2 separate regions of the Mus musculus genome follow, and region 1 is linked to region 2. The links are chromatin loops, found by intact Hi-C in ENCODE. Cell type or tissue: gastrocnemius. All regions are shown on one strand. Links, peaks and the distances in the headings refer to the core of each region. The heading gives the core; the rest is flanking DNA.

Evidence for each region. Peaks named below come from ENCODE experiments on the same cell type or tissue, not always from the same donor. Only the 100,000 strongest peaks of a DNase experiment are listed, where the experiment ranks them.
Region 1: a loop joins it to region 2, with 4 times the contacts of the local background. A loop is called at or near these places in 18 of 42 quality-filtered maps.

The regions. Positions count from the first base shown.
Region 1 is chr2:92,367,113-92,383,238 of GRCm38, forward strand. Pex16 (peroxisomal biogenesis factor 16) reads left to right here and starts at 8,127. Exons shown (of 11, transcript NM_145122.2): 1 at 8,127-8,563; 2 at 8,759-8,794; 3 at 9,515-9,591; 4 at 10,318-10,451; 5 at 10,579-10,679; 6 at 11,481-11,561; 7 at 11,684-11,836; 8 at 11,922-11,994; 9 at 12,104-12,223; 10 at 13,298-13,362; 11 at 13,924-14,108. The coding sequence starts at 8,452. The coding sequence ends at 13,982. Large2 (LARGE xylosyl- and glucuronyltransferase 2) reads right to left here and starts at 3,945. Exons shown (of 15, transcript NM_172670.3): 1 at 3,869-3,945; 2 at 3,627-3,781; 3 at 3,454-3,551; 4 at 3,065-3,147; 5 at 2,748-2,871; 6 at 2,378-2,549; 7 at 2,156-2,260; 8 at 642-754; 9 at 427-552; 10 at 157-312; 11 at 1-64. The coding sequence starts at 3,726. It overlaps 1700029I15Rik (RIKEN cDNA 1700029I15 gene), which reads left to right and starts at 15,806. Exons shown (of 3, transcript NM_183112.3): 1 at 15,806-15,939; 2 at 16,096-16,126. The coding sequence starts at 15,836. In gastrocnemius, for the core only: no CTCF peak of the experiment used is centred there; DNase peaks (open chromatin) are centred at 4,416, 5,829, 7,580 and 8,255; H3K4me3 peaks cover 3,175 bases; H3K27ac peaks cover 4,474 bases.
Region 2 is chr2:92,422,712-92,438,837 of GRCm38, forward strand. Cry2 (cryptochrome 2 (photolyase-like)) reads right to left here and starts at 11,358. Exons shown (of 12, transcript NM_009963.4): 1 at 11,101-11,358; 2 at 4,191-4,299; 3 at 1,834-1,976; 4 at 167-351. The coding sequence starts at 11,312. D930015M05Rik (RIKEN cDNA D930015M05 gene) reads left to right here. Exons shown (of 4, transcript NR_040621.1): 3 at 102-315; 4 at 9,347-9,597. In gastrocnemius, for the core only: a CTCF peak has its summit at 8,684; DNase peaks (open chromatin) are centred at 5,349, 8,689, 9,102, 9,765 and 2 more places; H3K4me3 peaks cover 5,909 bases; H3K27ac peaks cover 8,000 bases.

The DNA.
Region 1 (16,126 bases), core at 4,136-12,135, 56 kb before region 2:
GCTGCTGTTGGCGGAACTCAAAGCAGGGCTCTTCCTCATCCAGCTGTGTTAGGGCCTGTTGCAACTGAGCAGGGTTCCAGGAACGAAAGAACAACATGTCCTTCAGTACAGAGGGGCAAGACCTTCCAAAGGCAAGCCAGCATGGCCCCATCTCACCTGCTCGGCCCCAGGAGGGAACTGGTTGGGGCATCCAAAGAGCTCTCTTCGCAGTAGCTTCCCATCATACCCCAGAAAGGTCAAGTGCAGATTACGGAAGAATTCTGCGTGCTTGTTCTTCACTCGAAGCTTCTTTGGTGAATTCCAGTGGATCACCTGGACATTGCAGAGGTATCAGCAACAGTCAGGTCAGTGTGCCTTGTGCCCCTGCTCCGTGCTCCGCCCCTCCCTCGTGCCCCGCCCCGCCTCCTCCCACTCCGTCCTGCTGACTTTGAGGTCAGCTGCTTCCAGGTAGCAGCGCTCAGCCCGAGTGTGGTCTGACAGCTGCACGTTCCAGACACAGGGCAGGGGGTGCACCAGATGGGGGTGCTCCTTGATGACCGCATTGAAGATGTCCTAGGCAGTAACGGCAACAGCTTTGCGTTAGAGTTCACATCTCAGTCCCCAGCCTGCCCCTCAGTTCTGTTCCCGCAGATCCCCCATACCTGGTCAGCCAAGGAAGTAGCCATCAGAGTGAGCAGCTCTCGTTTGGCTGTCACCTTCCACATCTGCTCCCAGCCAGTTTGCTGGAGCCTGTCCAGCCACAGCAGGATCACACCTGCCAGCAGGGAGAGAGGTTGCCATGCCCACCGGGACATCCGGATCTATCCCGAGTCTTTTGAATGTACTTTTTGTAGTATGGGGCGGGGGTGGGGGGTGGGGGGTGGTTGTGTGTGTGTGGGGGAGAGCCCGGACCCTCTTACATTCAAGATAGCCTACCACTGAACTATACCCGCCAGCTGCTTTTTAAATTTTATTTTGAAGAACTAAAGAGATAGATACATGATTAAGTACACTTGTTGCTCTTGCAGAGGATCCAGGTTCGAGCCCTGGAACCCACATGGTGACTCACAGCCCTTGTAACTCATTTCAGAGGATTCGGTGCCCTCTCTGATCTCCATTGGTTGTAGGCATGAATGCAGTGCACATACATACATGCAGACTAAACTTTCATACACATAAATCTTTTTTTAAAATATTATTTTGAAATAGGACCTCACTAAGTCTCTTTGACTGGCCTCAGCCCCCCAAGACGCAGCACCACACCAGGCTGCAAGGTCTGAATTGCACAGGCGGTCACCTAACAGTGCTTTGGTCAACACTATAAAGCATACACTGCAGATGGTACATGATTAAATGAAATAAAAAGTCACCAGCTAGCGCTGGGGTAGCTCAGTCGTAGTGCGTGTCTGTCATGCATAAAGCCCTGGCTTATGGCCCCCGCTTGGCATTAACCAGAGAGCATATACCTGGAGTCCCAGCCCTGGGGAGACAGAGGCAGGAGGATCAGAAGTTCAAGGCCATCCTCGGGTACATAGTTAAGTTCAAAGACAGACTGGATGCATGAGTCCTTGTCAAACCGACCAACCAACCTACTTCTACCTGGTACGTTTCCTCCATGCCTTTTCCAGTTTCAGCTATACAGACATTTGCCATTGAACTACAGCTGCCTGGCTGTCAGTAGGCACTCAACCCAGTAACATGCTGGGTGTTCCCAGGCCACACCACAGCCTGGAGAAGAGTAGGCTAGCCCATCTGGGTATGTGTAAACACACCCTCTGGTGTGTGCACAGCAACAAAATTGCCTAATGGCAAATCCCTCAGAATACGTCCAAACTGGTAACACGGGACTATATTTTCTGATGGTTCAGATGCAATTGTCCATAATTCCCTTGGGTACAGAGGAGCTGTATATACTCCTCAGCTCACAGAAACCTCCCCACGTCAGGGTTATCTCAACTCTTCCCATTATGTGGATGGGAAAACAGAGTCTCAAAGGGAACAAAGAGCTGGCACCACCATTTGGTACAAACACAAAAGTTAGGTGAGTTCTCTTTACCCACGGTCTGGTCCAAAGCACTGGCAGAGCTCTTTTGGGAGGGCTTCCTAGCATTCTGTGCCCACCCCACCCCTGAGGCCCACAGCCCACCCAATCCTGCCTCCCTCACCACTGTCCCACCTGTGTTAAATCCCCTGCCCAAGGCAGGCCAGGGCCTATGGTTCTTCCAGAGGTTGCCCAGGTACCAGTCGCTCTGGTTCTCCACGAGACCGACCACCTGCTTGTCTGGGAGGGGAGGGTGGAAGGGAGCTGCCTGGGGATGTGGGCTCTGGGCTTATCCAGAGCAGTGGCCTGGGGAAGCTGGGGAAGGGGCAGGCTAGGGCAAGGTTGCAGGTGTCTCACCAGAAAAATGATCAAAGAGTGCCCAGAGCTCCACAATGTCAGAGGAGAAAGTGACGTCGGTATCCAGGACGATGACTCGGGCCAGGCTGGGAGGCAGGATGCTGGGAAGTACTAGCTTCATTAGCCCATAGAGGCCAGAGTAGTGTTTGTTGGGGATCCAGGAGACCAGGGGCTGTCCGGAGGGGGCGGGGGTAGAGATAACATAGCAAGTGGCACAGCAGGACGTAGCCATCGCCCCCCCCCCCCCAAAGGATGAAAGATTTCAGCTCCAGGAGGTCTAGTAGGACAGAGTTTTTCCTCTCCCACCACCCACTGCTGAAAGGAAGAAGAAGGTGGGCCTAGCTGAGCACGAGCGCAGAGTTCTTCCTGCCTTGAGTTCTTCCGCATCATAGAAGCTGACCACCACCGCTGGCACCATCCATGTTCGGAAGAGTGTCTCCAGGATGTTTCTGGCTACGGCATCAGTTATCAGGTGGAGGTGCAGCGGATTTTTCCTTTTGGGTGGAGAAAGTTAGCCTAACATGGCTGTGCGGGAACAATACAGGATTCTCCCCACGGGAGGAAGCCCTGTCTGCTACAAGGAGCTCTTGGGAATGTTCTGGTGGCCCCCTTCATAAGAAAGGAAACTCAGAACAGTGGGGCTTTGTTACGGGCAGGTTTTTGACCCTCATCCAGGCCTGTCTGTACCTGTAGAATAGCAGGGACTTCGTTAGGGTAATAATCTCTCGGCTGGAGTTGTATCCCGCACACACGATAGCCACATGCAACATCTGGGGAGGGGACACCTAGGTCAGCAGCGGCCCTCAACTTCTACTAGCTAGCTTAGCCATCCTGGTCTAGAACAGTGTAGCCCCACCTGGCATCCGAGCGGAGGTGGGGATGGGGAGAAGGGGTGCCTAGATGCAACGCCTCAATTTCATAAGTGAGGAATTAGAACAGGAGTGGGGGGCGTGCGTTGCAAGCGTCCTCTGGTATCCCAGCTGGGTAGCTACATGTCAGGTGCTGTGGTTCCCACAAATGCCCAGATGGTTGGACTGGCCAGGAACCTCGGGGATGGCAGCACTTGGCACAACTACCTCGCACTTGGGTGGCAGTAGAAGCTGCGGGCTGGAGGCGGAGAGGTTGCGACTCCTGTACGGGTCTTCATCGAGGGTAGCAGTTGTGCCCAGTCCATCTGAAAAGACACGTGGCGTGAGCAGGCAGCGGTCACACAGGGTCCCTTCTTCCCCTGCCCAGCTCCGGCGCTTACAATCCGGGTCCCGGCCGAACAGGAAGAAGCCAACCACTAGCAACAGCAGCAGCAGCAGCACGGCGGCCCCCATTGCCCGGGGGCGACCTCGGGGCAGCATGACTGTGGGACTCAGGGCGGGGCGCGACCCCGGGCTGCGGGCTCCATCACCGACCCTGCGGACCAAGGACCATAGCAAGATGAGCACTGGACCGCGGGGCCCGACGGCTACTCGCCCTGCTGTGCGCAGCAGCTGGCCTCACCTGCTCCAGTGGCTCCGGGAAGGCCCTGTTCCTCCTGCGACCGCCCTGCAGTCAGGTCCCGGTCAGAATCGCGAACTAGCCCCGCCCCCAACCTGGGCTCAGGTTTCACCTTTGCTTAGCTGAGCTGGAAGGGGCGGGGAGACCCCCGGCAGGGCCCCGCCCCTGCACCGCACGGTCTGGGAACCTTCAACCCCTTTTAGGGTGGTTTTGCACCATGGCACGGGGAGGGCTAAAGGCCTTGGGGACGGCTACCCAGGGTGGTCCTGTGCCCACTACCTGCACCCTCCTGGCTCTGGGACTCCATTCCTAAGGGGAGGAACGGATGACTCTCAAAGAATTGGCAAACACACCGCGGAAGTTTAGGAAGCTGAGGGTAGTGGGGATGGGATAGGAATGTCCGGCCCAGAGGTTAGGGACACCTGCTCAGTTCGACGACAGGAGGCTGGGCCTGCTGGGGCCACCTGTAGCCTGCAGGCGTCCTCCCTGGCCCTTAGCCCTACCCAGAAGCAGACTGGAAGATGCGGGCACTGTGCCCTTTTGAAGGCCACCTCCCCTCCTGCTGGCCAAGAGCCTCCTTGCCGCTGGGGCAGGGCCAGGCATCCCCCACTCTTGTCTAGAAAGCTGTGATTGTGCCGGGCTCCAAGGCCTGGATTTCTTCCTCCCTTTTCTCTCCACCCTTCAGCGGGCCTCCGGCACGCCTTTTGCCCTGTAGGGGTGCAGGGAGCTCTGGACTGTGAAGGAGACCCGCCACGGTCGGTTCAGCACAGACTGAATGCCAAGCCCTGAGCTAAGTGTTTGCCAAGTCTTTACTCAGGTAATCCTCACATCACCCGAAGGACACAAGATGAGATTGTCCCTGAAGAGTGAAAGGAACCTACCTATAGCCTTTGGCTACTTGCTAGGCAGGCAGCCTTTCACTGCTCCTGTAGGCTCCCAGCTGTGGCGGGTCTTCTACCTCAAGACCTGCCCCTGCCCTTCCTCCTGGAATGTAGTTTTCTCTACATCTCTTACTTATTTTCCCAGGTCCTCAAGGGAAGTTGAAGTTGCCTGTTTGTTCTGGGAGGTAGCCCCCACCTCCCACACCTCCACGCACATTCCAGGCATTCAATGTGTGTATGGAAACTGGGTGAGAACTTGGACCTGCCCTTTAAGGTAAGGGCCTCACCAGCAGCTCAAGCTGGGCCTTTTAGCGGGAAAGTCCAGTTGTATAAAGGGAGGCAGATCCATCAACAGTAGCCTGGGGCTGGCTCCCGTGATCGGAATGCCTTTCTCTGGGAGATGAGGATCAGCCTGTAGGTCTTTAGCGGTTGCTATGGAAACCGAAAGCCGCCTCTTGGACTTTTAGGAATTAAGAGAAAACCCTGGTGTGCAGGGCTTTGAGTCCCGGTGCTCCATTGTCATCCTCAGCCTGCTGTGCAGTTGGGATCTGGGTCAGGGGTGGATGAGAGTGGCCCTCAACCCAGAGCAATGGTTGTGGGAATCAAAATGTGAAGGAGCACGGAGGGTCACAGGCAGAGCCTAGACCAAGGTAATTTCATAAAGAGAGGTGAGCTGGTGGAGATACTAACTCTGTTGATCCCACTTGGGTCACTCATGTGGATCCTGTCGAAACTTCAGCACTGTGGGTGGGGTAGTGAGAGGGAAGGGCAGAAAAAATCTGCTGGACCTTCAAGAAGCCCTTTGGGAGTCTTCCAAGGAAAGGAAAGCCCAAGTGAGCCTAGTCCTTAGGAGCTGAGATCTCCCCCTCTCCTGCCAACCATTTGAGCCAGTTCTTTGCTTTGTGACCTTGGACCTGTCCCGAACCCTCTCTAGGATTCTGCCGTCCTCATCTGGGCCTGTCCAACTGGTCTTTCTTCTCCCCATGGTTTAGGACACACCGAAGGTGTGAGGATCCAGCACAATTTATCCCGAGGCCTTTGCAGCCCAGCCTTGCCACTAGGTCCAGGCAGGAATCCAAAAGGGAGGGGCCTCCTGCCTGCCCGCCAAGCCTGCGCACACCTCTGCTCTTTGTCTCTGGAGCCTAATCAGCCTCCAGATCTAGAAGAAGAAAAAAAAAAATCAGGCAGCTCTGTTGCTGCCAGCCTGGCTGGACCCAGTCCCCTCTCCTAGAGAGATGAGCTCTTCACTGTTGGGATATGGAGGGGAGGTGATGGACCACTCTGTCCTCCAGGGCCTCTTTCCTTCCCAGAACAAAAGACCATCTGATGAAATCTTGCACCTAAGTACTTGCCGGCATGCACACACAAGTACAAACACATACACCTTCACTTCAGTGGCAGCAGAGGGCTGGAGGAGTGGCCCAGAAGGCAGTAAACTCATTGACTTCCTGAGGCCAATTCCTAAGCCAAGCTTGCCTCATCGTGTCATGGGCTAGAGGACACTGCCAGAAGCCTTAAATAAGTGGTTGGGCCTCCTTGGGCTTCATCTGTGTAAGAATTCCCACCAATCGGACAGGGTTGACTATGACTTACTTTCTCATGGCTGTGACAAAAGAAACACCTGGCAGAGTAAGCTTAAGTGGGTATTTATTTTGGTTCACAGTTACAGGGTACAATGCATCCTAGCGGGGAAGCCGTAGTTTCCTAAGCCAGAGGCAGCTGGCCACATTGTAGCCACAGTCCGGAAACAACAGGAAGACAGCGCAGGTGCTCGGCTTGCTTTCTCTTTCCTTCAGCTCAGGACTCTAATCCAAGCGATAAGGATACAAACATCCAGACCGAGGCCCCTAGATTCAGTGTTTCTGGGAATACAACCATGGATGTGTTGCCATAAACTCGGAGCTTTGTTGCTACAGCGATTCCAAACCCACCAAGCCATCAACGAAGATCGAGCCATCACAATTGCCAGTAGGGTGAGGAGCACGTGAGGCCTCAGGACAGGGTGAAAAACGACTTCCACAGTTCCCATACCAGACTCTTCTGAGGCTCACCGCACCTTTCCTTGAATCTTTGCTGGCACGAGTGGTTGGCAACAATGGGAGCCTGGCTCCACATGGATCAAAGAAAGGGAAGGAAGTGGTGGCATGTTGGGACACTTCATTCCCTGTGCCTTAAATTCCTGGTGAGTGTGCTGCTTAAACCGCCTGGTTCTGGCTCAGGCTATTGGTTTTTCGAGACAGGGTTTCTCTGTGTACCTCTGGTTGTCCTGGAACTCACTTTGTAGACCAGGCTGGCCTCGAACTCAGAAATCTGCCTGCCTCTGCTTCCGCCTCCGCCTCCGAAGTGCTGGGATTAAGGTGTGTGCCACCACTGCCCGGTTAAACGAGCATTTCTTAACTCCTGAATCCATCTTTCCAGCTCTCTAATGAGAATTTTTATTAGTGTTTTATTAATTGTACAAAACAATGTGCTTTGTCTCTTGTGCTGGCACATGCCTTTAATCCCGGCACTTGGGAGGCAGACGTAGGCAGATCTCTATGCATTTGAGGCCAGCCAGGGGTTCACAGTGAGATCCTGTCTCAAAACATGCAAACTAAAATAATGAGCTTCATTATGACATTTTCGTACATGCACGTAATATAGTGGATGGGCGTAACGGCATATTCTGTCCTTGTCTAAAGATAATATCTGGTAGGGTATTAAATGTATTACAATTCTTTATATACCATAAATTCGCGGGCGGAGTCCGCAATGGCGCAGATTTGCCAAGCCCCCTCTTCCCACAGCCAATCAACTGCCTCCCAGGAACGGTTCCCTCCCTCCACTTCTGCAGCACCTTGACAGCATTGCAGCTCAGTTCATGAATGGAGCCATAGGAGTTTCCACCAACTCTTGGAGGCCAGCTTAGAACCTGGAAGTGCATCCAAGGGCCGGAAAACGCTGGGATTCATTCCGAGTTCAAGGTCCAAGTCGGGCCCAAATAATTTTGTAGATGAGGAAACCCGAGGTGCAGATCGGGGAAGCTAATGCGCAGGGTCGTCCCTAAACGGAGAGCAGAGGGATAGGCCAGGGTATTCTCCAAGGAGGGAGTCATCGGGTACGGGTTTTGGGGGTCCATGTGTTCTGAAGAAACTGGAGCCGAAGCCACTGTTCTAAATCTGCTGGTTAGGCTTGCCCCAGCAAAAACCCGGCACTGGCTTTTGTGAAAAACTCGAGACTGGCGGCTGCTGAGACCTATTTACGACAATTTCAAGGTTCCCTGTGCCTTAAATCCCAAACTCTTTGCTTCCCGACCCTCCCGTTCGAGCTCTCGGCGATCTTCTGAGAAAGTCTGAGGCTCCTTAGTACCTTCTCTAGTATGAACTGTTCAGCCTGCCCGCAAGTTGTAACTACGCAGGCGCCAAGACAGCCAACCAAGGAGGCTGCAGATCGGGTGCCAGAAGCTCTAGAGAGCTTCAGGGCGGAGAGAGAAGGAGCCAATGGCTGGAAGGAGGGAGGGTGGGAGCTCCCGGTCTCGGGGAGGAGGCGCTAGAGATGGGGTGAAGGGGCGTTCAGGGGCTCCGCGGGTCTAAGTCCTCCTGGGCTGCGGAAGTTGAGCAACCGGGAGGCGGGCTTAGGGCCGGAAGCAGGAAGGAGGGCTCAGGACGCAGGGCGCCGCTGCCAGCCTTGCTGTCGGCCGGTGGGACTGTCAGTGGCCAGAGCAGGATGGAGAAGCTACGGCTCCTGAGCCTCCGCTACCAGGAGTATGTGACTCGTCATCCAGCCGCCACGGCCCAGTTGGAGACGGCTGTGCGGGGCCTCAGTTACCTGCTGGCAGGTGCCACACTGACCTTTGACCCATTTCTTGGGGACTCTGACCCAGGAACCCTATGGCTCTTTGCCTGCTGACCCAGGGTAGTGGTCGCGGTGCTTCAGTTCTGTCTGGGTTCCTGTGGCGTAGAGGAAACTAGAGAACCCAAAGCCGCAGGGTAAAACAGACGCTCACCAACGCCTTCTATACCTTCTTCCCTAGGTCGCTTCTCCGATTCACACGAGCTGTCTGAACTGGGTAAGTTGGACTCTGGGCTGGGGAGGGAGAAGGCTTCCAGCGGAACCTTGATTGAAGGTCCTGAGCTTCCCTCTAGATCAGCTGTCCATCGCCCAAGACAGTTGGTGTCCCCAGAGTTGGGCGACCTGTGAGGGCTCTGACTGGCTTCTCACTCCTGGTTTTGCTTAGGATTAAGCAACTTTCCTGACCTTGCTAGTTCATCAGACCTATGAGTATGAGAAGGGCACTGTTGTTCTGTCTAGCTGAAGGAATACAAGTTCAGAAAAGTCCTTGATGTCAGGACCAGTGTTCAAGTGCCCCCACCTCCCTGCTGTAAGGGCTCTGTTTGCTTAGTGGGGGTAGTGAAGATCATGAAAGGATGAGGGGGATTTTGAAAGGTAGGTGTGATGTAGTCCTTCAGGGGGGACCATCTGAAGAGAGCAAAGATGAGTTGGTGGGACCACACATTTGGCTGTTTGGAACATGACAGGCAGTTTTGAGCAGCTCAGTAACCAGTGCTGTCCAGCAGAGCAAGGGCTGGCTTGTCACTCCAATCAGCTCATTTCTTACTGGCTCAGATGTCATCATGGAGAGAATGGGGCTCTGAGGTAGTGGGCGGAGAGGCTTGTTGGTTTCCACACAGTCTGTGGGTAGCTGTGATCGGTAGGGCTCTGGGGTAAGGGTGAGAGGGGTGAAGGCCACAGCAGGGCCGGCCTCTCAAGACCACAATCTGCTTCTCAGTGTACTCTGCCTCGAACCTGCTGGTGCTGCTCAATGACGGGATCCTGAGGAAGGAGCTTCGAAAAAAGTTGCCTGTGGTGAGAACTTTGCCAGGAGCTGGGGGTGGGAAGCTCAGGGACTTGGGAGGAAAACAGTAATGACCAGCACGTGTGGTACATGTCGTTGTCTCAGAGAGTGAGGCATGCCCACATGAGCCGCAGATCAATTGTTGGTAGTCTCATGCATGAAGTTTCTTTTCTTTTCTTTTAAAAAACAAAATAAAACAAACAAACAAACAAAAAACAAGGCTGGGCAATGGTGGTGCACGCCTTTAATCCCAGCACTTGGGAGGCAGAGGCAGGCGGATTTTCGAGTTCAAGGCCACCCTGTTCTACAGAGTGAGTTCCAGGGCAGTCAGGGCTACGCACAGAAACCCTGTCTCCAAAAAACAAACTAAATCCTACAGATGTCTTTTTTTTTTTTTAAGGTTTATTTATTTTGCATATATGAGTACACTTTAGCTGTCTTCAGACACACACCAGAAGGGGGCATCCGATTCCATTACAGCTGGTTGTGAGCTACCATATGGTTGCTGGGAATTGAACTCAGGACCTGTAGAAGAGCGTCTCTCCAGCCCTCATGCATGAAGTCTTAGAGAGCTAGAAAGGCCTGTCCCAGGCCAGCCAGCCTGGTAGCAATGGATTTGGTATTGAACTGAGGTGTTAGGCTTAGAAAGGAGGAGGCCCCCACCTGCTGGAGCAGCCTGCTTTTTCTAAGACAGCACTTGGGGTAGAGAAGCTCCCTGACCTCTGGGCTTCTTGCAGTCGCTGTCCCAGCAGAAGTTGCTGACATGGCTGAGTGTACTGGAGTGTGTGGAGGTGTTCATGGAGATGGGGGCTGCCAAGGTGTGGGGCGAAGTAGGCCGTTGGCTCGTCATTGCTCTCATCCAGTTGGCCAAGTAGGTTGGGTTGTGGAGGGCAGGACTGAGGTGGGGTGACCCAGTCCAGCAATGAGGTGCTCAGCAGAGCAGCCTTGCTACCTGCTTTCTAACCGCTTTCCCCTAACTGCCATAATCCCCACCCCAGGGCCGTCCTGCGCATGCTCCTGTTGATCTGGTTCAAGGCTGGCATTCAGACATCACCCCCCATTGTTCCACTGGACAGGGAAACTCAGGCACAGCCCTTGGGTAAGCTGCTTCTCTCCCAGGAGTGGAGTGGGGTGTGGGACTGCTCTGAGGCTCTGCAGCACATTTCCTGTCAGCTCAGTACTCCCATTTATTTATTCTATAAGAAAGAAGAAGGCAAGGTTTGGAGAAAATGAGAACTTAAACTTGGGAGTTTATTTGTTTGAGCTCCTGCCGGTCAAACCCAGTGTCTTGTACATGCGAGTCGAGTGCTCTACCACTGAGCTTCACTCCCATCCCTGAACTTGGGACGTGTGCAAGAGTCCTTCTTTTCTGTTGTAGGCTACAGGAACTAGGGATAGCGCACCAGCACAAGGTAGGTGTCCTGCCAAAATTGTCTTGGGCCTGGTTCTGTATCATGAACCGTATCCTCAAGAGGCAGGGCACCTGGCTGCTCTGGGCCCCTCCGTCAGCCTCCAGTCTTCCCCCTTATTTTGAAAGGGGACAGTGATGTGAACTTGACCACAAGAGATCGAGAGAATGCAGCCTCACAGTCCTATAGCCCCGACAGATGTTGATGGGGTGGGCCCTCCTATCCTTCCTTTAGTATCTTTAGGCTCTTGGTTGACTGACTGTGCGTGAGGATGGCCTCTTCCTGGGCCAGGGTAGGTGCCAGAGTGCTTCCCTCTATGGAAAGATTTTTGCCAAACCACGGTCTCTGGGTGTGATTCCCTTAGTTCAGCTGCTGCCTGAGGCCAGGCTCTTGTGCTCTGTAGATCCTCAAGCATTCACTGTACACATGTTCTCTGCAGGCTCTGCTAGGAATGTGTCCCTCTTACATTATGTCCTGTTTATGCCTGCTAGATGGTGACCACAATCCGGGCAGCCAGGAGCCATCATATGTGGGGAAACGGTCACACAGAGTGGTGCGAACCCTCCAGAACAGTAAGTGGAAGATGTAGCTGGACTGGGCACCTAGGTGCTGAGGTCAGTGTGAGCCCGTAGGACTGGCTTCTGTCAGCACCCACTCTGGCTCCTGGCTCACTGACCTTGTCTTTATATTCTAGGCCCATCCCTGCACTCACGGTACTGGGGAGCCCCTCAGCAGCGGGAAATTCGGCAGAAACAGCAGCAGGAGGAACTGAGCACACCCCCAACACCTCTGGGGTTGCAGGAGACCATTGCAGAGTCTTTGTACATCGCCCGGCCCCTGCTGCACTGTATCCTTAGCTGTGCTGGTGGCGGGCTGGGGAGGAGCTGAGCTGGACCCTGCACTGCAGATATCCTTGACATCTTGACCGTCAGTGCTCAGCCTGGGCTTATGGGGTCAGCGATCGTGGACACCCTGGCTACTGTCTGGTGTGGTAGATATGACTAGGTGAGAATGGGTGAGGATATGGAGTTCCATGGGGCTCTCTGCTTGCTGTGTGGCTTTTTCTTTCTCAGAGTCATAGGTCATCCTTGTCCCTATGTCCCTTCCCCTACAGCCTGAGTCTCCTGAGTGACAGGAAGAACTTGACCCGGAGGGAGCGGCTAGAACTGAGGCGTCGCACAATCCTGCTGCTATACTACCTGCTACGCTCACCGTTCTATGACCGCTTCTCTGAGTAAGGATAGCCTTCCTCCCATCACCAGGGTATTCCGTGCTGCATGGAGAGGGCTGGGGTCTGCTGAGTAACTGCTGGCTCTGGTGCTATTTAGCCTCCAGAGCCACATGGCCTGCCCTCAAAGGGGACAGGCCAGTGTGAATTTTCATACTTGGTGTTGAGAGACTGCTGACAGCAGGGTACAAGATCTGCAGGGCACAGTTGGTGCAGACTGCCCCTCTCCAGTTCTTTTCTCCATGGGACATCCACTTCGCAGAGCAGGCGCTATGCTTCAAAGGGGCTGGGCAACTAAGCAGGCCTCCACTAGACTGTTACTGCTGGGCCCACCCAACACTGATCAACTTTGAGGATCAGAGCCCCTGCATTAGCCAGAGAAATCTCTGAAAAAGGCCTGCCAGGGCACTATGACATATGGTGGGGTGTCTGAGCAGGAGCTGGGCTCATGTCCTCGCCTGTAAACAGGGACAGTGTTGGGGCCCGGCTGATAGGTTTTATAGCATGCGGTAACCGAATGTGTTTGCCTGTGCTTGATATATAATGACGTGATGTTAGGTCTTGTCCCCCCGAGGACTGCTGGGGTTCAAGCCGCAGGCCTCAATGCTAAGCACATGAACCACATCTCCAACCCGCCCCAAGTTCTCCTGTGGAAATCCCCTATCTTAAGCCTCTCTCTGAGGCAGAGGGGACCTTCCCAGACCCCGCCTACTCTGAGCATTGGCTGGTGAGGTTTCTGTGTAGTTCTGCTCTTTCACCAGCTTCCTTCCCTCCGGAAACTTCCAGGGTACAGACCTTGCTCTGAGTGGCCCCTAGGAAGCACTGTTGTTGAATACCAATGGTAGGAAGGTAGAAAAGAGAGGAGGGGAGGGGTATGAGTGACGTCTGCCAGCTGACAATCTGACAGCTGGGAACATGGGGTGCAGCTGTGGACAAGCAGACTTCCGGTGGTCTAGCCTTTCGTTGGGTCCTAGTCCCTTGTTTTCTGAGATGCCTGGTGCTCAGTAAAGGCCTTTAGCTCCTGGTCAGCAGGGAGCCGCCCCGCCTGCCCCTCAGCATGCTGTTCTTTTCCCCAATCAGAGCCAAGATCCTCTTCCTGCTCCAGCTGCTTACAGACCACATCCCTGGCGTGGGTCTGGTGGCAAGTAAGTGTGGTAGGACAACGTGGTGTGGGATGTCCCTGAGGCACAAAGGGCCCGTTTTAATGTTTGCTCTGTCCTTTTTTGGTGTGATTAATGGGCAGTCAGGAGTGAACCTGAAATCAGTACTGGGAGGTGACAGTGCCAGGGCCGAAGGTGGCCCATGGAGGTGGGGCTGTGGCCAGAACAGTGCCTGTGTTGGATTATTAGGCCATATCAGGTTGGCAAGCCTCCTCCTGCCTTTGGGACCTGCATATTTGGAGGCAGACTTATCTGGTAAGGCAAGGAGGGGCCTTGGGGCTTGCCTGGGTACCCAGCCATAAAGGAAGACATGCTGAGCATGTTCCCTGGCAACCTGGGCACCTTGTCTGTGACCTAATCTCTAACATAGCATCAGAGGCAGGAGGTGTGGTCTCGAGCTGCTCTGCTGGTGGCAGTGTCAGAACAGGGCACAGGGCAGGGCCAGGGGCCTGGCTCCTCTAACCCCGCTTCCCTCCATTGCAGGGCCTGGGGCCAGGGGCCTGGCTCCTCTAACCCCGCCCCCCATCCCCCTTCCCTCCATTGCAGGGCCGCTCATGGACTACTTGCCCTCCTGGCAGAAAATCTATTTCTACAGTTGGGGCTGACAGCCATGAGGGAGCTGGGGCAGAGGGCCATGTGCTGTGCTCTGCTGCTCTGGGCAGGGCCCCTCAGCCCTCCAGTTCCCCCAGGCCCCTCTTCTCTAATAAACCTGACTCTGGTAGTGTCCAGCATGTGGCTCTGTGTCATCAGCAGCTCCTCTCCTGCAGCTCAGCTCTTCAGCCCAGTCACCACAGCTGTTCCTCTTCACATCCTCCTAGAAGGAAGCCACTGCATTCTGCTCCTCGTCACAGAGCAGGAGATCTCCATCAGGCCCAGGGAGCTGCTGTCACTTAGCCTTCTCCGGCATGGGTCACCGTTTGCCTCAGCTGCCTGACTAGATGCTTCCATCTCACTAGTCCCTGGTGAAGACAAGCTGAACTGGGCCATGGATTACCGTAGTCTACCTAACATTCCTTGTAGCCAGGGCCCCCGTTTATCCTTTCCCCTGCAGGGCTGACCAGCAAGCCCTAGGAGATGCTCTTCTCTACCGCAGGAGATAGAGTGACCCTGAGTCTGTAAGGGAATGGGCAGAGTTTGGGTGTGTGCTGGAGTTTCTCTCCAGGACACTTCTCCACAGGCTGACTGGCTCAGGAAGACAGATTGCTGGAGCCATGCAGGCTACTTGGAGAAGACAGAGGAGGGTGTGGCAGGACTGCGTGGGCCTCAACTCTTCTGTCCATACTCCCTGTCCTTTCCTCTCTTCTTCTGCCCTTCCCTTTTAGACAAGAGACTTGTGGGCTTCAAACTCAATGGCAGTCTCATTGTGGGACCATAGGGCTAAGCTGTCACACCTCCCTCCCTCCCTCCTGTCCTTGTGTGGACTGTTCCCAGAAGTGCTGCCAATGGCCTTTGGAGAACACTGCCTGCACCTGTCCCTCAGGTCTCCCCTCATCCAAGATGCCCTCATAGTCTCAGCCTTAACCTGACATGCTTGTCACATGATTCTGAGAGCCATAGATGCCTGCTGTGAGCCAGGGTAGTGGGAAGGACAGTTTGTCCGTTTGTTGGCTTTGGAACCTGTGACCCTCTGCTTAGCCTGACAGGTGTCCTCTGGGTGCTTGCACTGTAGTGGTTATTCAATGCCATGCAAGGCATAGTTCCAGCCCCGCAGGTCCCGATGATCAGAGGAAATCTGTGACCATAACTGCTAAGATCTTGGAGACGGAAGTAGTGTCAGGCAGCACAGTGGCAGGTGCCTCCTGCAGTGATAGCAGAGGAGAGCCAAGCTTCCCATCAGGCTGTGAACCAAAACCACCACAGGCTTGGCATTTTGGAGCTGGATAGAGACTCAGCCACCAAGTTACTCTAGCCCATAGCTGTCAGATAAGGCGACTGTGGAATCTTGGTGGATCTCACTGAAGTGCTGTGCTGTAAGGGCATAGGGACTGGGTGGCCTGAGGCCCCAGGGAAGGTCTGGTGTCATATACTTGGTGTGGTGGGCAGTGGGGAAAGGAGCTGCTGACCTTATCTTCAGCACTCCATGGTAAATGGGTTGGTGGGCAGGCAGAGAAGAAAGTGCATGGGTACTCTGACAATTGGGCATGACATGGGAGAGGCTCGACCAAGGCACTGGGATGGGAGACAGATAACCCCAGCAGACCATGGGGACTCCATGTGGGTATGGAGGACTGGTGGCATCCAGTAGTCTAGAGTGATGGACAGGGCTTTGGAGTTGGATAGTATGGAATTGGCAGGTCCCTAGAACTAAAGGGAGGTGTGTCCTGGCAGGGACATGTGTGATAGTGCTGATGTTGAACTCTGGAATTAATGTCCTTTGTGAGGTGGCCCTGAGAACTGGCACCAGGTTCTGTCGGGCTGGGGGAGGGGCAGATAGCCCCCACAGCAGGGACTGGAGACAATGGTTCTCGCCATGCTTGGGGCTCTGTACCCCAGGGCTGGACTCAGTCTCTTCCTTTTTTACCTCATCTTGGCAGGCGCACTCCTTCGACCTCAGCCCCAGAGGTAAGGCCAGAGCCTCAGGGCCTAGAAGACTCTGGAAGAGGCTGACCATTATCCTGGGAAGGGTTAGTTCATGAAGTCTTCACCCTGGACTGTCCCTCACAAAGAAGTGGCAATGGCCTTTTGGGTTAGGGCTCAGCACAGCAATATTTCCCATAGGTCTCAGCAATCTGTTCCGGAGGAATTTTCA
Region 2 (16,126 bases), core at 4,212-12,211:
TCTCATGTAGTCCAGGCTGGCCTATTTCTCCTGCCTCTGTCTCTCAGTTTCAAGGATTGCAGGCATGAGCCACTAAGCCAGTATTTTCTAACTTTGACAAGGAAACAGGAAGGCCACGTCCCCCACAGGAAGCAGCGGCCTGTGTGGTGTGCTGTAGGGCACTCACCCAGCTCCTCCAGGGAAGGCACGCCATAGGTGTCGTCATGGTTCTCCTGGATCTCAGCTCTGCAGCTCTCCATCTGCTGGCTGCTCACAGCCACCGCGGGCTTCTTGGGCAGCTCCATGCGGCTGATGAGGGCCTGAAAGCGCTTGTAGGTAAGGGGTGGTTTCTGCCCATTCAGTTCGATGATTCTGGGGAGCCCAAAGCACATCTGAAGTCACTCCTGAGATTCTTTATTTTGGGGTCCCTGGCCACCCCAAAAAAAGAGCGCAAGACACAAGAAGCTCTGAGGGTTGCTCTCCTCATCACCTCACGGTCCCGTCCCTGAGGAGAAAGGGGGGCACAGGGGAGGCTGTATCTCCATTTTACCGAGAGGGAAAATGAAGCCCAGAGAGCTGGAACAGGAGCCTCAGGTAATGGAGCAAGGCAGGGCCAGAGCTGGGACTCAATTCCAGGTTCCCTGGTGTCCACGTGGAGCCGCCTAGAGACAGAGACTGACCGTATCTCTCTAATCAGACAGAAAATCCCCATGGGCCTCTGGGCACCTATCTGACCACACCAAGGGCTTCTCTCTACCCCATTTCGAGCCTCCGAGGGATATACAGTGAGGGACATAACATGCTCCTTTCTTGGAGGATCAATGTCCTGTTAGCCCTGTTCACTAGAGCAGAGATGTGAAGGCCGGCTAATGCTCCCTCAGTCAGAGTCTGGGGCTACGGTAAACAGCAACAGTATAAAGAGTGTTGCAGTGTGCCAAGCACTTCTCACAAGCAAGAAGGAAAGGCATGGGCACTGGAGAGGAGGGTTCACTGCGTCTGTGAGGATAAATTTCGATGGTCTGTAGGCAGATTCCTAGGCTCTCGCTGGCCGAGAAGGAGCTTATGCAAGGCCTGCCTGTCCGGGTGAGTTCATTTCCCAGTTTGTTCTCCCTGTGCTGCCCCCATTAGCCCAGATAGGAGCTGGCTGCTGCCTCTGCAGTCCCTGCCCTCCCCTGGCACGTGGCAGGGGAAGGGCTCCACAGCAAGCCTCTCCTCCTGAGGGCTTGGCTCACGTGCACAGCTGTGTGACCCAGCCTCCTGGCAGCCAGCCCTGGGTTGGGAGGAGGGCAGGGAGCAGTAGCAGCTACAGAGGGTGGCATCTCTAGTAGGGAAGGGGAGACAAAAGCACAGAGGCTGGCCCCTGGGGAAGGAGGTTCTGCTGTGGTTGCCAGCACCCCGCAGGGGTCTCTAGAGCCCTCAAACATTATCAGAATGCATGGCCCTGAAACCCAGATAGGCCAAGCAGACCCGGGATCATCCTTGAGTGGAAACTAGGTCTGAGAGAACAGAGGCCTGCTGGGAGGAGTCTGATGGGGTCTGCCAAGGTTAGGGTTCTGTAGTTAGGGAGCACAACAGAGGAGGGGGGGGAGCATGAAACTCAATGAGCCAATGACAGATCTATGAAGACTGTGTGGAGACAGAGCCTCCCTGCTTTCACAGCTTAGGTCTAACCAAGCCTCTTTTGTTATCCAAATCGGGTTAACCTCTTGGTGACTTCTTTAAGCCCCCAACTCTGGCCCATTATTGTCCAGTTCAGTTAGCCCTCTTGCTGAACTGGTCCAAATTCCACTTAGGAGGAGCCCCAGTCCCCAGTCCTCACCATGGGCAACCTTACCGAGAGCCCCCGTGTCTTACCTGTCTAGGTCATAGAGGGTGTGAGAGTTCTCAGTCACCACCTCCACGCCAGCCTCCTTGGCCATCTTCATAATGGCTGCATCCCGTTCTTTCCCAAAGGGTTCAGAGTCATATTCAAAGGTCAAACGGGTCACCCCCCATTCCTGCATAGAGATAATCTGTTATGCTTGGTTCAAGAAGAGGGGCCTGGGTACTCAGCTTCTCTCTGGGAGTGAGCAGGGCTGACCTTGAGCTGTGCTAGAATAGCTACAGAACAAAGAAAGGGCCTGGACAATAGTTTAAATCAGAAAGCAAAGAGCCGGAGCTCTGCAAGTGTGGAGTTGTCAGCCAGGACCGGGAGGCCAAGCGCACTGCGGTGGTGGAGTCAACAGAAAGGGCCAGTGTTCACTGTGGCCTTGAAGTGGGGGAATGAGGCTATAAATACAATGTTCCCAGGGGAGCCCCCAGCTCAGAGAGCCACTGACTCACAGTGGAAATGGGGGACACACACACACACTCCAGCCTGCTCTGTAGCCTTTCCCAGGCCTCCTCAGACTCTACAAACTTGTGGCCTAGTTTTCCTGGCAGACTTGTGCTATGTAAAGTGTCTTAATGGTTTCCACAGCAACACTCCCTAGGCCAGAAGCAAACAGAGCTAATGGCTCTCAGAGCTGGAGAAGGAGGAGCTATCCTGAGTCCAGAGAAAACAAACTGGAGGGGCTACAGGTTGTGAAAAGGGGAATTTTTTTTTTCCTGAGCTTTCAGTCACTTTGGTCTCCTAGCAACACCAGGGGAAAGCGGACATGGTGAAAGCTATCTAGACAAGCCATAGAAAGCCCTATAGCATGTAACTAGCAAGAAGGAAGCAATCTAACCAGTCTGTGGTCAAAGTCCCTTACAGCTTTGGACCACTGGTCACTATCCTAATTCAGGCCTGCCCAGGGGAGTGAGTTCTGAGCAGGGTGGATATCCAGCTCATCTAAGTCCCAGTGCACTACATATTTATTTATCCCTTACTATGCTGAGTGGTTTACAGAGGTGACGTCATTGCATACTCATATAACCCTGTGAATAAGAAGATTCTCATTAAATGACAGGCCCCACTCCGTGAGGGTGATTCTCCTGTGCCTTGTCCTGTTTCTATGACAGCACTCATCATAGGCAGTGAAGTTGCCCATCACTGACCTGTTTTGCCATCACTGTGTGAACGCAGGGTAGAAATCACGCTGGGTTGCACAAGCATCGATATCACCCTATCAGCCAGTATGGGGCCTGATGCTAGTGAAGGCTCAGTGAATACACGATGAGCGACTCAGTGAACAGCGAAGGTATCTATAGTTCTGAGCTACAGACCATTTGGCCTCTGAGCTCCTGGGAGAGAGGAGCAATGTGGAGGGACAGGAAAGACAAAATCTTTTCTATTACCATTGTTTTGGTTTTACTGTGCTGGGGATGGGACCAGGGTCTCATGCATACTAGGCAAGTGTGCTACTGCTAAGCCACAGCCACAGACTAACAAATGCATGTACAGGGTATACCAAGGAAACACACAGCTCTATGTCAGAGAGCCCAAGATAGCGTCCTTACCTGTAAACCTGGGACAGCAGAACCCACCCCTCGGGGCTGTTGGGGGTGAGTGTTAGCACATGGTAGCAGTTGGAACACGACTCAGTCAGCCCTAGGAGAATGCTAATGACTAGTGTTCATAGGTGTGTGAAGAATTATGGGGGGACGCACACAATGAAGCTATTTTCTTAAATTTTTCATATAGTACTTGGAGTGCTACTGAGGATGAAGGAGAATGGTCTAGAATGTTCTATCCATGAGAACTTTTGTCTCTGCTTGGGCCTTAAAACATGCATTTTAAAGAAGCTTGAGGAAATGGGCTTGCCTCCAGTATGGTCCCAGAATGAAGATTTTATTCATTGCTTACCACAGGGAAACAGGGATGGCTCCCTCAAATGCCTGACTGACTTTTTCCCTAATAAGCAGAGCAAGATGAGGTGGTCAGCACCCCTTGTTAGACAGGAAACCCCACCCTCAAAGTCTTGGCAGGAACAAGCTCTAGTAAAACATACTGGCTTGAGCCAAGGAACCATGAGGAAGCCAGCGGCAGCAGGGTGGAAGGACTCACGCTCTGCGTGTCTGGGCTGAGCTGGGATATTTCCAGCACAACACTAATTTTACAGAATTTTTTCCCTTCAGTTTCCACCCTGCTGGCAAATTTACCAGCTGTCTCTGCTTCTGACCTCCCTAGCAGCCATTTTAGTGGCCAGACAGGAGCCAGTATTTCCATTTTGCCAGCCAGAACAGCATTTCACTCTGTGGGCAGGCAGATGCTAAGCAGCAGACGCCCCCTCTCAGCCCTCCATGCTCACCTTGAACAGCCTTGGGAACACATCAGCTGGCTGTCCCCGGACTACAAACAGACGCGAATTCAGCTTTCTTAAGCTTGTGTCCAGATCTTCCAGAGATTGCAGTAGGAACCTGCAGATTCCACAAAGACCTCATTATTAGCATGGGTTCTCTCTCTCTCTCTCTCTCTCTCTCTCTCTCTCTCTCTCTCTCTCTCACACACACACACACACACACACACACACACACACACACACTTTCTTAACAAAGTCACTGTTCATGCTAAACAAGTTGGTATGGTGTGCGCAGGGCTGGAGGCCTAGCCTGAGCTCCGCCCGGGAGGGATGGGGTGAACACACTCACTAGCTGTGATCGGAGGCAGTGACCTAACCTCTTTACTTGCTTTCTCTCCATGCCATGGAATTGAGAGTAGAACCTTAGACTTGCTAAGATGTTACCTCATGAAATCGCTAAGAAATAAAATCAGAGTGCAAGGAAAACCCTAGGCACAGAACTCCCATGATCACTGCGAGCTGCTCTTGGTGCTGTTTATATGTCTGTTAAATACTAAAGCCACAACCACAGGCTGGGTGGCCTCTGAAGGTTTGTTTGGTAGTTCAATTTCCATGCCTCTCGTGACCCACAGTCCCTTGAGCCTCAAGTACGGTATTCTTGTTTATCTTCTGATGTGTTCAAAATCCCAGTGACAAGTGGGTACTGAGTAAAATATCATCCCTTGCCTTCCCTAGTCAACCACAGTCATCTATTCTAATTCATAAGTACTTTCATAATTTGACTCCCTCAACACATTTTGAAGGAAACTGAACTATTCCCATTTTGCAGACAAAGAAACTGACAAGAGAGGTTAGGGAATTTACCAAAGCAGACAGCTGTTAGGTGACTGAGCTAGCATAGTGGCCCAGGCAGACCAGACTCTTAAAGCCTTGTTTGTTTTCAGTGGTCCATTCTAAACACTTCAGTCAAGGGCTGAGAGTCTCCTGAGCCTGGAACACAAGCCTCACCCAGACAGTCTATCCACACGCCTATCTTCCTCCTCAGGAGCCAAGCCTGAACAGGCCAAGCTTCTTATGCCAGGCTCCCTCCACAGAACCTGCTGTCGATCCCTGAGCTACATTCCCTGACTACTGGAGGTTTACAGAAGCCTTGAGGGTGCCAATCAGAACCAGGCCCCGCCTGCTGCCTCTGACGTACATAAAATGACATAATCCCAAGTCCAATGCTGTAGACCCACATTCCAGCAGAAGCCCAGCCCAGAGCAGCACTGAGCTAAAGAGCACGAAGGCGTACCCAAGGGGTTGAGACAGGAGGCTGACAGCCTAAAGGTTGCTTTGAGGGCTCCTCAAGTTCTCCTGCAGTGAAATTTCTGATTTAGAAAACCTGACACCCTTTGAATGTTAAGCCCACTTAAATTTGGATTTGCAAGCCTGCTTAAATTGGTCTTGGGGGTGGGAGAAGCACCTTGCTGCTCATCCCTAACACACACACAAAATAAAAATAAAGGAGACTCGGGGGAGCAGATAGCCCCAGCCACCTGAAACAGGAGCTCTGCTAGGCACAAGGCCACACCTCAGGGCAGAGCTTCTTCCCATCAGAAGATGCTAATATGTCCCAGCCATACACTTTAAGGGTCTTTATCTTCACAACTCACCACACCTCAGAGAACGTCAATCTGCAGCTATTAAGGCTGAAATGCACAGGAAGTATAGATTCTAGAGTATGTTGCAATCTGTTTTCTATACACCTTTATTTTTAGAACTTGTTTCCTAAACGGAGAGCTTCCGGCAGCATCTCTCCAGCATAGATGAATACCCTTGTCTTCTCTGACAGGAAGCAGAAGGCAAAGTCTATAGCTAGCAACAAAACAATGCTGCAATTCACAATGGCAATAGCGACATTTACTAAGCACTCCCTGAGTGTGGCTCTGTCCCACTTGTTTTGCATGTATTATTTAATTATCAGACAACCCTGTCCCTGGATGTCCCCATTTTATGGGTGAAGAAACTGACATTCAAAGATTAAGTATATTCTCCAACATAATATACCTAGTAACTGGACAGAACTAGGAGCCCTGGAATACTACAGCTCAGCGTTCACTCTCAGCTACCAGGCTCTGGGCCTCAGCAGTGCGTATACTCACTGCTCTGAGCTACACACACTTGAGGTGGGTGATACTGCCTAGGGGTCAGCAATTAGAGTACCTGAGCTCAATTAAAGGCTAACATCTTTTCTGCAGATCTTTACTCCCCAAATTGTAGTGTGAGGAGCCCTAGCTCTGCATGACCAGGAACTTGCTAGAACACACATACACTCTTGGGCCCCATCCCAGACTAATACGATCAGAATTTTCCTGGGAATTCACTTGTTCATAAAAACTCAAGAAGTTCCACTGTGGCATGCACTTCAACTTGACCTCAATATTGGTACTCTGTACATTTTTGTTTCAACTTTGCTTTTACTGGGTTCTACCTCAACCCCTAAGAAACTTTTAACTAGTGGGGTGGTAGTGGCCCTTGCCTTTAATCCCAGCCCTTGGGAGGCAGAGGCAGGCGGATCTCTATGAGCCAGCATGGTCTATAGCGTGAGTTTCAGGACAGACAAACTACAGTGAAACCATCTCAAGCTCCAACCACCACCACGAAAGGGCAATGCTGAGCTACTTCCACCATGGTCCCCAGGATGGACCCAGAACAGCTTCCCAGGAGGCAATAGGAAGGAGACAGGGAGATCCCTGAGTAGTTTCCAGCCCCCAGGCAGCCACAGACAGGGAGGCCACTGCCATGACATCACCTTTTGTATCTGCTGCTCTGCAAAGCACCGAAAGAACTGGAGCTAGCTGCTCCTGGAGAGTGCCCACCAGACAGGCCTAGGCTGTCTTAGCCAGGGAGAACTGGCCTTTCCCTCTGTGCTCCCTTCGAGCCCTCCTCTGCCCCTGCTCACTTCTCTTTACTTAAGGAGGGGGGAACGCAAAGGAAAACAGGTGAGCACTGGAAGGGTTGGCGTCGGGGCTGATCGTCACGCTTGCTCCAAGGGGAGATCACAGGGCCACAGTGCAGAGCACACCCCCTGAGGGAGCAGTCACAGACCCTAAGGGTGCGGCCAGAGCTCCACCTTTTGAATAGTCCTTGCTCCAGAATTACGTAAGTTCCCTGGAGCCAGGGGAGACAGAACTGGAGAAAACCAAATTGGGATTTCCAAAAATACAGGGAAAACTGTCATCCAGCAACTCTAGGAGGCGATCCCTTCAGAACAAGTGAGTTCCATACTTCCACTCAGAGAGATCTTTTGGGGGGACAGAAGTGGCTGTGTTGAGAAACACTTGATTTATCTGTTAATGGAGTGGAGGGTAGGAGTGGGTGGGTAGGGTAGTGAAGTCTTCAGGTTCAGACGTCCTTGACCAAATTCTTGTGCTTCAAGCAAGCTTATCTAACCACAACAATATTATAAACTGGCAGACTGGTAACAGGATATTAATAGACAGAAATTCACTCCCAAGAAATTAAGAGTTTAGGCCCCACCAAAAGGAATAATCTAATGGTTCCTAAATCTCATTCAAATAGAAACATAGATTTTATTTTTTTCTTTTGCAGAGTGCTTAATTTTAAACAGCTCGATCAAAGTTTTCTACCCCTCTTGGGCAAATGGAAATGTGCTCTTGGCTTACAGAACAGTGAAGCCTCTTGCTAGAGTTACAGTGTGAACAGCTCAAGGAACACAAATCTCTCTACTAGCAACTACTGATCCCACCTCCTCGTTGACCAAGTTCCCAGGCCACCCTCTTTGATGGTGCAGCTGCCCAGCTGCATTCAACTACTAGATGACAAGAGTCCCCATCCTGTATCACTGGCTAACTTCTGAGAGAAATGGCTAAGAAAGAAGACACTTCTACTAACTCCCTCTGTTCTGGAAGTTCCTAAAAAAAAAAAGATACAGCACAGAGCCAGAGACCAAATGATTTCAACAGAGTAGGAGGAGAATTCTGGCTGACATCTAAGCTGTGACAGAGAGAAGGAAATTAATACTGGATCGAGCCTGACCCATTTTTAAAATCTAGAAGCCATTCACAGCTGCCTTTTGTTTTGATCTTGCCTGCAGCCCCTCCTTTCCAGATACAGCAAATTTGGGGAAGGAAGGACAGAGGAAAATGGCGAAAGATACTAGGAAAACATTCTTGGGAGCCACAGAGCTGGAAGTGGTCCATAGACTTCCTATTATCACTAAGGCAATGGGTATGACAGCCTGCTTCTATGCCTACATGCACATGCACACGCACACTCGCGCGCACACGCGCACGCGCACGCACGCACGCACGCACGCACGCACACACACACACACACACACACACACACACACACACGCACATTTTTTCCTGGTTGCCTTTCTCTTTAACACTGTGGCTATTTTAATCGGATTCCATCTGCAGGGAGGCAGTCAGTGTAACAGAGGTGACAGAATCAGATCTCCCTCTGCTGCCAGATGGGCCCCACCCTTCTAGAGAGAGTCGGTTGCTGAAGCAGTAGGGGGCAGGGCCGTCATGCTGCAGCAGCACCATTCTCTTAAGACTACTCCCAAGCTCAGAAGCAGTGCCGGAAGATTACACATACTGTAGTTATGCAGAAATGCAGCTGAGGGGGGCAGGTGGGGTGGGATGGGTGGACTCCTCGCCTCCAACTCCTCACCTCCAACCCTGTGCACAAATGGCATTTAGCCCCGCACTCAAACCACTGGGGGCAAGGACAACGGCGAGGCTGCTGGAGTGTGCCTGATGCCGGGCTCAGAAGCAGCTACCATATTCGATCTGTTTTTTTGTTATTTCACCTTGTCCTCCTAAATGCCAAAGCTAATTAGACTTCTGGTCAATGCACTGAAGCAACACACTCCCTGGGTTGCCTGGCTTGCTATAGTTCCTTAGTGCAGCACTTCTGAAGCTTGGCTGCAGTGGCCAAAAAACCAAGGCAGCCTAGGGTAGGGCAAGGCAACTGAATCAGAGAAGCAGAAACGGGGGAGGGGAGCCCAGGAAGCTTTCAAGGGTCCTTAAGTGATTCCAACGTGAGGCAAATATTAAAAGCACATCTGTAGTTTGTGTCTCCCCACCTCCACCCCCACCCCATTCTGCTCACGGCATTTAGGCCTCCATTTATGCTTGTCTTTCTCTACTCAGATGCAGGTCTCTGGAGGCTGTGGGAGCTCACCGAGGCCCGACGGTTCACTGCCATGCTCGGCAGCAGCCTACCAGCTACAACTCCTGGAATCCCATTCTCAGTACCTGCACTCCCACAGGACTTGAGATGTTGCCCAAGCATCTGAGCTGCCTCAGTCGTTTTCTGCTTCATTCTCTCGAAAGTGCCGCTACAAAAGGGTGACCCACAAAAATCAAAAAACCATAAAACCAAGCATACTGGAGTTCAATCTACCTTGTGAAGGGGGAAAAAAGGCTCTTTTATTTCCACTACCACAAAGGAGTAGGCAGTCATAGATAGCGCTCCCCCCAAATCCCAGTAAAAAACGAAACATCTTCATGACAACATAACAAATAAGAGTCAGATTCTATTGACTCTGTCCACACTGGCGCACTGCCAAAAGGAAGGGGAGGGCAAAGTCTGAGGCCTGGTTTAATGTCCACAGCAGAGATGGTCATTTGCCGGTGTTTGTCAAACCCAACCTCCTATCTATGGAAACTGGAGCGAGACAGAGTAATAGCCCAATCTGAAAACTGTGTGGGCTGGCTCTTCACAGGACTATCTTTAGTTGCTCCCTCTGTGTAAATGGGGCAGGAAGGGGCATTTAGTAGGCGTGCTACTAGGAACACTTGCTCTCCTAGCAGGGCAAACCCCTCTTGGAGAGGAAAGAGTGGACGCTGAGAGCCACGGTCTCCTGGGAACTACCTCACTCATCTGTGCAACAAGGCCATAAGCAAACACCTCTCATAACAATGCAAACAAACCAAGCTACTGCAGGGAGGCCTTTAGACAGTGATGGGAACATGGTGTATCAAAACGTCTTGTTTCTGAAGACTGGTTACAGAGAAAATACATCAGATGCCGATTTATTATGTCACAGCATGCTGGGAAAGGGTTCAGCCTCCTGGGAGTTATCACCGAATCTTCATATTGTGTTCTTGTTTTTCCACATCAGCTCCTAAAAGTCTCATCTGTAATGGCCCAGCTCTCCTAAAAAACACTTCATGACAACAGGCGGAAGAGCTGACGGGTGATGCAACCCTCTTTGAATATCTTTCTAGCAACGTTATAACTACACAGGGATCCTCTCAGATGGGTTAGGGGACCTCCTGAGAGATTGCTCATTGGGTAAAGGCACCCGGCTTTCCACCCTGGAACCGTATGGTGAGTGAGAACCTGCAAGTCGTCCTTTTAACTCTATACACTGCCATGCCATGCATGTCCTTTCCCAATCAATGTTTTTTAAAAAAAATGCGTCAAGAACACAAAAGTGCCATTACCCGATGATGCCCTTGGGGTCTTTTTAAAACCGGCTAATGCTAAGCTAGGTTCCCTGATCACCACCACGTTTGTCTGTGAAGAGAGGTTACGCGGGATGGGAAAAGAGGCGTGGGGGAGAGTCAAACAAATCCGAGGCTTAGGGAAGCCCTTGGGGGGGGGGGGTCCACGAGGGGCTACTTCTCTTGAAGAAGCTTTTCTCCGCTCCCACAGCACACCCCTAAAAGCCCAGTCCCCATTCTTCCAGGGACTGGCTGCAGATCCTCCCTCAGGTTGACTTCGCGTTTTTGACGAGAGTCTCGTCAGCATAGAGGGACCTCTGTCCCCCAGGCCTCCCAGGAGTTCAGAGCGGGCCACACTGGGCAAAAACGCTGTGTCAGAGTGGCCGCAGGCTGGAGTTCCTGGGCCCAGGGGAGTCCGCTTGGTGTTGCCACCCCGCAGCATAGGGTCCCCTCACCTCCATCGGTTGATGCCCACAGACGAGGAGGCCGCGAACCACGGGTCGAGGATGTAGACGCAGCGCACACAGCGCGCCCCGCGCACGGCAGCTAGCAGCGCGGGGTTGTCGTGGAGCCGTAGTCCTTTGCGGAACCAGTGCACCGAGGACGCGCCGTCCGCGCCCATCGATTGCGCGGGGACCGTCGCTGCCACCACAGCAGCCGCCGCCATCGCCGCCTGGACTGGGTCTCGGTCTGCCGCTCCGCCCGACCGCCCCGTTGGTCCCGCCCAGCGCCCGCCCAGCGACCTATGATGCAGCCTCTCCCTGGCATGACTCCGCCCCAAGGAGTCTGGATCGCCTCTGTGATTGGGTGAGACCCGGTGGGACCCTCCCTCTGTTCCATTGGTCAGCAGCGTCGGCGCAGGCTCCGCCCCCTCACGTTCCCACCATGTGTGGTCCCGCTTGGTAGCCACCCGCCGGTGACGCAGGACCGCGCTGCGTCCGCCCCGCGTGGGCTGAGTCTGGAGGGACCTCGGATCTCCTACGCATTTCGCGTCCCCGGGAAAGACAGGGGTTGCGGTGACTCCGGCCGGTGGCTGACAGACCTGTTACCGGGCCCTTTCTAACAGTTCATTGTCCTGTTCATATGTGAGGCTGAGCGGTGATTGCCTTACACAAACTGTCCTATTTTCTATTTTCATCTCATCCTGGTAACGTTCATTTCATAAACACGAATAAAACAGATGCTTGTTAGTCTTACTCTGCAGATGAAGTAAGCTTAGGGCGCCCCAGTTTGAATGACTTGCGCAATACCATGAATCCAGTAAGATTCCACTCAGAATCTTCCGATTTCAAAATCCACTTCCTCGCAGAGAATCTTGGTATTTGCATACAGAAAGGCATAAGGATAAAGGAGACGCCCTTTTATGCGGCAGGAGTGGGTTTGGGAGAAAGGACAAAGGTTTCAGAGGACGTGGGTTGAGGCAGTAATTATGCCCTCAAATGAATTCATTTCTTTTACGTTCTGTTTAGCAGACACAGTGCAGTTATTTTGCACAAAACTCTGAACTGGATTCTATGTGGGAATCAGAGATGTGCAGGGCAATATTCTCCTGTCTCCTTTGGGAATCCTTTGATTCTTTGGAGATTCTGGCAGAGTTTGCTGATTGAACAAGTGCAGCAACCGTTGCACTTGGGCTAAGATGGGCTAGTTGGGATGGAGGGCTGGAGCTATCCAGCAGAGAACTGTTCCGATTTGTCCTTGTGTTGATCCTATGGGTAGTCACCTTCCCCATCTTGGGAATGAGCAATGAAAGAATCTAGAATTTAGTCAGCAATTTAATGGCATTAATTGGCACCACTCTCTGACTACAGCGTCATTACGAGCCTCTCATTTCCAGCGCTTTGGACATGCTGTTCTCTCACATCACATGCCCCAGCCCACACCCTCGTGCCTCCTGTTTTCCCTGTGACAGCTGTTATTTTCCAGTTTCCTGGGCCCAACCTGCACAGGGGCTCACCTCATTTGGTGTCTTCCCCCCACCCTCCGGTTTTAGTACATAGTACTGGGATTGTTTAGCTATTGTATGTCAGCTCCATCAGACTATAATCTAGCTCAGTACTTGGTACCGAAGGATCATATGAATCAAACATAAGAGGCTTGCATTGGCCAGAGCCTTAAAGTCATCCAAGTCTCTGCCCGACTCTCTCCTTTGAATCTCTTCTGCAAGTACTTGATGAGTGAACTGATATTCCCTATGCTTTTCTTTAAACACTTGGGTTTTTTTCATTATTTTTAATCTCATGTTTAGCTGTGTGTCTGTGTAGGAGTGACGGCAAGTGTCTAGTGGACTCCTGAATAGAGTGTTTCTGGGGGTTGGAGTTACAAGGCTGTTACCAGCCTCCTGTTGTGGGTGCTGAGAAGTACCCCCAAGTCAGGTTCTCTGCAAGGAACGTACACACTGTTAACCTCTGAACCATCTCTCGCGCGTCCCCTTTCTTTTCTTTTCTTTTCTTTTCTTTTCTTTTCTTTTCTTTTCTTTTCTTTTTTTGGTTTTTCGAGACAGGGTTTCTCTGTAGAGCCTTGGCTGTCCTGGAGCTCACTTTGTAGACCAGGCTGGCCTTGAACTCAGAAATCCTCCTGCCTCTGCCTCCTGTGTTGGGATTAAAGGCGTGCGCCACCAAGCCCGGCTTACCCCCCCCCTTTTTTTTTCTTTTGAGGTATTGTATGCTTTTCTCTTTTTTTTCTATCTCCCTGGGTCCCCCTACAAGGAAGAGAACAGGGAGAGTAAGGGGTGGTCCATTCACAAATGGCCATTCAGGGAATAAATTCTTCTCTTCTCCTCTAAACTCCCATAATGCTGTGTCTATAAACTGTGAGCTCTCTGCAGCCTGGGGCTGCTCTCTCTTGTTTATGAAGAGGCTGAACTCAAATTCTGCTTGCTCAGTATGACCCTAGACAAGCTGGTTGACTTGTTGTTATTGCTTATTTTTATTATTTTTTATGTGTATGTCTGTTCATGGATGCCATCTGCATGTGGACATCAGTGTGGCCAGAAGAGAGCATTGGGTCCCCTGGAGCTGGAGTCTACACGAGGTTCTGAGCCACCTGATGTGGATGCTGGGATCTTCCTCTGGAAGATCAGAGTCTTAATTACTCTTCTATCGCCATGGTAAACCACCCTGACCAGAGAAACTTATAAAGTATTTAATTCGGGGGTTCATGGTTCCAGAGAGTTAGAGTCTCTGACCATCACGATGAAGAAAATGGAAGCAGACAGGCAGGCAGGCACAGCTCTGGAGTAGTTGTGAGAGCTTACATCTGATCCACAAGTAGGAGGCAGAGAAGGCTAACTAACAATGGCTTTAGCTTCTGAAATATTAAAGCCCAACCCCAGTGAAACACCTCTTCCAACAGGGCCACACCTCCTAATCCTTCCCAGACAGTTCCACCAACTGTGGATCAAGCATTCAAGTATTTGAGCTTATGGGGGCCATTCTTACTCAAATCACCACAAGTAGTTCTTTTAACCACAGAGCCATCTCTCCAGGCCCCCTCACTTTTTTTTTTTGTGGATTTTTTGTTTTGTTTTGTTTTCGAGACAGGGTTTCTCTGTATAGCCCTGGACTGTCCTGGAACTCACTTTGTAGACCAGGCTGGCCTCAAACTCAGAAATCCACCTGACGGGCTGGTGAGATGGCTCAGTGGGTAAGAGCACCCGACTGCTCTTCCGAAGGTCCAGAGTTCAAATCCCAGCAACCACATGGTGGCTCACAACCATCTGTAACAAGATCTGACTCCCTCTTCTGGTGTGTCTGAAGACAGCTACAGTGTACGTACATATAATAATAAATAAATCTTTTTTTTAAAATGTACATGTATTTATTTAAAAAAAAAAAGAAATCCACCTGCCTCTTTCTCCCAAGTGCTGGGAGCCACCACGCCCGGCAGCCCCCCCCCCCCTTTCTTAGTAGATACAGCAAGGTGATACATAGTTCCTTGGGCACAGTGAGCAGTTGCTATTCTGGAAAGCAGGATCTGCATCCAATTTTTCCTTCTTTGCAATTCCCAAGCCTTTTTTTACATATGACCTGTATTCCATAATTGACCCAGTAAATGAGACTTTTAATCATAAAAAAACCCTCAATATTACAGCAATAATGAAAAACAAAGATAAGCCTAACAACTCAGCCATTTTTCATGGACACTATCTATAAACATCTGAACCAGAGGGAGGGACAGTGTGGCCTCTACTGCTTGTGAACTGGTTCCATCTTGCTGTGTCATCGTCTTTGTTTTGTGTGGCTTGCGTACTTAAGTTGATAAGGATGATTCATTCCACAGAATGGATGTCCAGTGCTTGGGTAAAGTACCTGGGCGACATTCAAGGGTCAGAACACCAGTTTTGACTCCTGAAAGGACATCAGAGGACAAAGTCCACTTTGTAATTTTGTGTCTTAAAATGAGTACGGTGGAGATACCAGAGTGAGGGCACACAAACCTGCACATGACTAAAGAAGCAGAAATTTGAATTCTATTTTGGTCACCTCGGAGCTCCCCACCTCCCTCTTTAAAAGAGTCACAAATGGCTGGTTCATCTTCCACTAAAGGCAGAAGGAAGGAGGGGAGGACCCAAGGGGCAACCTGGTACTTCAAGGATGTAATGGGTCATCCAGAAAGTGAATGCTGTCTTCCCTGACCACCTTTAAGATAAATCAGCCCTGTTTTGTTTGTTTCCTTGGGTCAAAGTCCTCTGTAGAGACCATATGTGAAAACGTTCTGATTTGGACCTGCCCTTCCTGTAAATATCTGATGATTGGTGGAAAGGTGACAACGCAGAGGGCGGGACAAGCATAGAGATTTTAAGGTTCTCACGCCCTCTAGTGGTGGGACTTGGAAAGCACGAATCCATCTGGATTCCAGTCTTGGTGCAGCTTCCAAGAATACACCCAAAAATATATATTGGTCCTTTCAACTATTCAGTTTGAGGAGTCGCTAAACTTTCTCTTAGTTCAGTTTGCAGCTCCACAATTAACTAATAAATGACGTATTTACTCGGACAAGCTTCTTCAATTCTCTACGCTACCTTCATTCGAAAAATAGCCTAATCAGATGTAGTGTCAAACACCTTCAAGCCAGCTGCCTGGATGCAGAGGCAAGCGGATCTCTGAGTTCAAGGCCAGCCTAGTCTAGAGTGACTTCCAGGACAGCCAGGGCGACATAAAGAAACCCTGTATCAAAAAAACAAAACAAAACAAAACAAAAAACAACAAAAAACAAAACAAAACAAAAAAAAAACAAAAAAGAGAAGAAAGAAAAACAGAGACGAGGAAAACGACAGGTGCTGTGTAGGATGAGAGGAAGGTAACTAGACAAAAGGCTCCTAATTGAGAATCCAGAAGCAGATAAGAATGAGTGGATGACTGCTGAGAGGCGGCTCAGGCTGCTCTTGCAGGGAGCTTGGGTTTAGTCCCACCCACATGGTGGCTCACAGCCTTTGCAGCTCTAGTTCCAGGGAATCTATTCTGGCCTTTGCAGGCACCA